Linked DNA regions of Homo sapiens: region 2 is linked to region 1. Evidence: chromatin loops called from intact Hi-C (ENCODE). Cell type or tissue: IMR-90. All regions are shown on one strand. Links, peaks and the distances in the headings refer to the core of each region. The heading gives the core; the rest is flanking DNA. Region 1 overlaps KCNIP1 (potassium voltage-gated channel interacting protein 1). Region 2 overlaps RANBP17 (RAN binding protein 17).

Evidence for each region. Peaks named below come from ENCODE experiments on the same cell type or tissue, not always from the same donor. Only the 100,000 strongest peaks of a DNase experiment are listed, where the experiment ranks them.
Region 2: a loop joins it to region 1, with 5 times the contacts of the local background. A loop is called at or near these places in 3 of 110 quality-filtered maps.

Annotation. Positions count from the first base shown.
Region 1 is chr5:170,632,067-170,634,876 of GRCh38, reverse strand. The region is part of intron 1 of KCNIP1 (potassium voltage-gated channel interacting protein 1); the gene reads right to left. Among named protein-coding and RNA genes, the nearest start is that of KCNIP1-AS1, 48 kb to the left of the region's middle. RefSeq lists enhancers at 1,588-1,767, 1,542-2,123. In IMR-90, for the core only: a CTCF peak has its summit at 1,687 (motif pointing right); a DNase peak (open chromatin) is centred at 1,336; H3K4me3 peaks cover 201 bases.
Region 2 is chr5:171,206,195-171,209,004 of GRCh38, reverse strand. The region is part of intron 20 of RANBP17 (RAN binding protein 17); the gene reads right to left. Among named protein-coding and RNA genes, the nearest start is that of TLX3, 100 kb to the left of the region's middle. In IMR-90, for the core only: a CTCF peak has its summit at 1,533 (motif pointing left); no DNase peak of the experiment used is centred there.

The sequences.
Region 1 (2,810 bases), core at 173-2,672:
CCAGCCTGGAGCTGCAATTCCTAACAGCAATGCCTGGGAATGCTATGAGCTATTAATCTCCTCTTACATATAAACAAATTGCAAAATGTATCATATTAATGATGACCTTTCTCTTTTTGGCTTTCAGGACACATCTGCCTGGCCTTCCTCTTGCTTCAGTGGTTTCCCATCCCAGTCTTTGCTGGTCCTTCCTAATCTGCCAACCTCTTACCATTGAAGAGCCTGGGGCTCGGGACTCAATGCTCTTTTCTTCCCTCTTTACACACACACACTCCCTGGGAGAGCTCATGTCGTTTTGTGGATTTCCGTGCCAATGACTCCAAAATTCTATCTCTTGCCAGGATCTCTCTTTTGAATGCCAGCCTCAAACATCCAGTTGCCTACTTTGGTGCTACTCGAAGTGTGGTTCTCAGTCTGGCAGCATTGGCATCACTTGGGAAGCTGTTGGAAATGTAGAACCTTGGGCCCCATGTTGGGCCTATTGAATCATTTTGGGCCTATTGCAACTCAGGGGTGCAGGGGTGGGCGTGGCACCCATCCATCCGGTTTAACAAGCTCTCCAGGGGACTGAATGGATGCTGGAGTTTAGGAAGCATTTTATTCCTTGCCCTCTCCACTTAGATATCTCCCAGCCATCTCAAACTTAACAAGTCCGAACATAAGTTCCCGATATTTCCTCACTCTACCAGCCTTCTCCATCTAAGTTAGTGGTGACTCCATCTGGTTATCTGCTCAGACCAATAACCCTGCTCAGACCAATAACCCTGCAGTCATTCCGGAGTCTCTGTCTCACCTCAACTTTGGTCTGTCAACAAATCCCGCTGGCTCCATTTTCACAACACCCGCAGAACCACATCCCTCTCACCACTGGCACTGCCACTAACCTGGCCAGAGCCGCAGCATCTCCCACTAGATTCTTGTAGAAGCCTCTTGGGCGCTTTTCACACTCTGCCCTTGGCCCTGACAGTCTACCCCAGCACAGCAGCCAGAGGGATTAAAATGTCATCAGCTCTTGTTTCTGCCCCAAGCTCTCCAATGGCTCTCCTTCTCGTGCAGCATAAAAGCCACAACCCTTATCCAGACGCACAGCCACACCCCGCCCCGCCCCATCCCCCCTCCGCCCCGCCCCCCGCCCCCCCCTCCGTCCCCCCCTCCGCCCCCCCGCCCCCTCGCCCCCTCCTCCGCCCCGCCCCCTCCTTCCGCCCACCGCCATCTCTCTGACCTCTCCTCTCCTCTTAGTTCTCTGTCCCTGGCCTTTTAGCTCATTCTGAAACATTCCTGGAACACATCCAGGCACATTCCTCTGCACTGGCTGATTCTTCATTTTCCATCCTGGAAAGCCTCTGCGTTTCTTTTGCCTCCTGCTTGGGTCTGCCATAGGCCTCTGCACTGGCTGATTCTTCTTCCTGAAAAGCTCTCCTCCCAGACATCTGCATATCCAGTCCCCAACTTCAGGTCTTACTCCAAGCCACTTCTCAGTGAGGCCCCCTGACTACCTCAGTCACTTAATTTTTAAAATTTGCTCCTATGACTAGCTGCCCTGCTCATTTTCCTCATCTTCTGTGTTGTCCATGTGTTTGGTAGAATGTCCGCTCTCGCTCTCGCGGTCCCCTCCTCCCCTGACCAGCGTCCTCCTCCCACTTCGGAGGGTCCCGCTCCGCCTGTCTTACCTCTTCTGGACGCCAGGTGGCGCCCCACACCGCCCAAGCCCCTGGCCGCCTCCATCCTTGCTGGAGAGACCCCGAGAATGCCTGGGGAAGGCGTGACCCTCGCAACCCCCTTCCCTCTGCTCTCCCCCTGCTCAAAGGAGGATGTCCTTTCTGACCACCAAAGCGGATGTTTCCTCTGAGACCCAGGAATTCACAATTATTCCTCGGGGAGAAGGGAGGGAAATGGCCTCTTCCAGGTTCAACCCGTGCTCAAGCCCCAACCCACCCCCACGCGAGGGAACGCTGTGCAGGACCTGCTGCCTGCTGGGTGCGTGCTGGGTGCTTTTACATGGTTGTCCCATGGAACCCTCAGCACAGCATTAGCGTTCCCACTTACAGATGAAGAAACTCAGGTTCAGAGAGGCCAGGTTGCTTGCCTGAGGTCACACAGCTGGTTAAGTGCAGAACTGGGATTCTAGCCTGACTCAGAGCCAGGGCTCTTCCACTTATTAAATGTCCCCCCAGAGAAGGCACAGCAGGAGGCTGGCCCATCTTTGGGCATCACATTTTAGGAATCGAGGAAGGGAGCTGACACTGGTTTGTGCTGGTCTCTTTCATTTACCGCCCACATCCCTGGCGGTAAGAATGTGCAAACGGCCCAGAGAGGTTGTGGTGCTTGCCCAGGGCCACGCAGCAGAGCCGCGCTGCTCCTCCTCATCTCCCGCCTCTGTTGGTTCGCCCTGGCCTAGGGAGGCAGAGTGCTCTGCAGCCCCTGCCAAAGGAGGCTGCTTCTCTGCAAAGGATTCTTCAAAAGCCTTGCAAGGAAGCGCCAGGGGGCAGTGGTGAAGGCTGGAGGAGAATCTTCTGGGGGAAAAAGATACAAGATTTGAGGCGAGAATCCTAATTACAGGAAGACTAATAGCCTGTCAATCCACGTGGCGTTGGTGGGACAGGGCTTGATTCCAGGGGCATCTGGGGTTTTCTGAGGGTCTCTCTTGCTCGCTCGCCTGGGTATTCATTTTCCCTCGCCTCTTGGAGGCAGAAGCAAAGGCTCCGAGAGCCTTGATTCAGATGCGTGTTTTTCTGCTCCCCAACTCCAGCTGAGCCTGGCCTGGGGACTGGGCAGGAGGACAGAGGACAGGCACGAAGGTCCTCTGTGGC
Region 2 (2,810 bases), core at 289-2,788, 570 kb before region 1:
GTAGTATCTATACTCCTCATGAACCTAGCACAGCCCTTAGCCCACTTTGCTGAATAAGTGAGCAAATGGGATTCCTTTGTCTCATTATGTATCAGGGAACAGAACTAACAACAGCTGTAGAGTATTTACTTTATGTCAGCCACTGTACTGGGCCCTTTACATAATCACAGAATCATGACACTTCTTACAACATACCTGTGAGATAGGTTTTATTAGTCTTGTTTTATGGAAAGCGAAATTGTGATTCTGGGATATTAAGTAGCTTACTCAAGACCCACAGTTTAAGTGGTGAATCCAGGACTGGAATCTAGGACTGTCCTATTCCAAAGTTTGTGCTCCTCTATGTATCTTGTTATCTTGCCTTGCCACTGTATAACAGCACTGACTTCCTGATTAAAAATCAGTGAGTTCAATGATCAGATTTTAACAGTTAAAAGACTGCATATGAGGAAATAATGTCATACAAATTCTTAATTTTTTTCCCAACTTCCCTCTGGATTTTTGATACTTCAGTTTAAGTATGATCTAGGAAAATTTTAAACAAGGAGATCAGATGCACTGCAAGCTAAGGTGTTTTCTTATTGTTGCATTCCCATCATAGGGGCAAAGAAGTATGTCAATGATCTTCCTTCAATTCTCCAGCCCTGGAAACCATTTATCAAGATGGTTGCTGTGTAGTTTCAGGCAATTTAGTTTTGGAAGGACAGAGTGAAAAGCAATGTAGTTTGTGTGGCAGTTAATGCAGTCAGTGTTTATAGAAATGTTTTTGAATTAAATAGCTAACCACTAAAATAGCATTTTATCAAATAATCGCCATAAATAAAATGCATTTTGACTTTAAGATGACATGTGCTCTTACAGGATGTTTCTTCTGCATGCTAAGGATTGTATAACAAATTAAAGAACACACATTTATGTGGATAAAAGGCAAATAAACTTTCCCCAGCAGTAATGTGGAAATCATCACTGACGGTTTGACATATCAATATTTCAGGAAAAATAAATGACTTTCATATCCATGGCATTTTTTTATCATACTTATTCATTTTTGCATTACTTGAATACTTTGAAAAGAATCTGTACTTTATCACCTGAAACTGCTTAAAGTATTTCAAAATATTTTAATAAAGCTTTTTGAATTATCAAATAATATAACTTTTAAACAAATTTTACTATTATTATAAATATTTGCTCTTCATCCCTCGCCCAAAGGAAAACTATAAATCTTGTCTCAACTGAATGAACACCATTTATCATATTCATTTTGTTGTCAATACAATTATGAAAAGCCCTTGGCCTTTTCCCAAGGAAGCTGATTTGCTACTGAAACTCAATTATTATAAGCAACGCCAGTACCAAACCACCCCATTTGGCAATCTAACACAGCTTCTGGCATAACTGACACTTCTCTCCGCCCCTGACCCTGATAACTTCAACATCTATGGTCAAATGGAGGAGACAAAGGTTTCTAGTTCACAAGAAAACATTAAGTCCCAAGATTTTCCGTTTGCTATTTTCTGCCATCTGCTGGACAAAAGTTTCATTTCAGAAAGGTTCCCCCGCTACCCCCAAAGGAGCTAAATAAGGAAATGGAAAACAATACAGTATCTTCTCTAAATTTTGGGCAGTATCAATTACGGCAGATAGTTCTTCTTTGACACTGAGGGGAAGGTTTCTGACCTTGACTCTTGGTTGAAACTGTTGAAGAGAAAAACATGAAATGTTAATCACTAGATAGCCTAGAGTTGTAGACTGGTTTCAAGATCACCATCGATATTACAGTGCCCAAAGTAGACTTTTATTATTTTTCAAATAATGAAAATTTTGATTTTGAGAGTTGCTCTTTATGTTTAGAGAAATAAAAGAGTCAAGCTGGGTGCAGTGGAGCACACCTGTAGCACCACAGTCCCAGCTAGTCAGGAGGCTGAGGTGGGAGGATCGCTTGAGCCCAGGAGTTTGAGTCCAGCCTGAGCAACATACAAGACCCCGTATCTTAAAAATTAAAAAAAAGGCAGAAATAAAAGGGTCATATATAATTCCAGTTTAACTGTCACTGTTAAGAGAATTTTAAGACTTTCCATGTTGAAATTTCATAATCTCTGTACATATTATATGTAGATAAAAACCATGTGCATGATTACTCAATGACATAAAAATTTTATCTGTAACCCTTCTCTGGGTACATAAATCTGATGAAGTATATTTTAATAATAATTAAAGATATGTCAGTATCAAATTAATGTTTAAAAATTTTTATAATATGTAGAGTTCTCCCTAAAACATGCCTAGATCCCCTATTAGTTATATTTTTGGCCATAACTGTGGCATAGTAGTTGACAGTTACCTTTAAGAAGTTTCTATTGCAATTTAATTTACAGGAAACTTTGGATAAGGAGGGTTTAAAAAAAGTAACTGAGAAATAGTTTAGATTAAAAAGTAAATTAGCTTTCAGATTATATAATTTTTTTCACATGCTCTGATGGTTTCATGCATAAAAGACATGAAAGCATTATATAACACTTAGATGACTTGCATACAATATCACTTCCTGCTGGGATCAAACATAAGTCATACAACACTATTAGAACAATATTAACGACCATTTACAACTACCAAAAATGTGCCAGACATTATACAGAGTACACTTTACCTATTTTAATGGTTACAATATACCATGATACTGAATTGTATCTGTTTTCAAATGAGAAAACCAAGACTCAGACAGGTGAAATGACTTGCCAAGGTTCACAACACAGTAAATGAAGAGCTGGGATTTTAAGCCGGGTCTGTCTATCACCAAAGTCTATGCT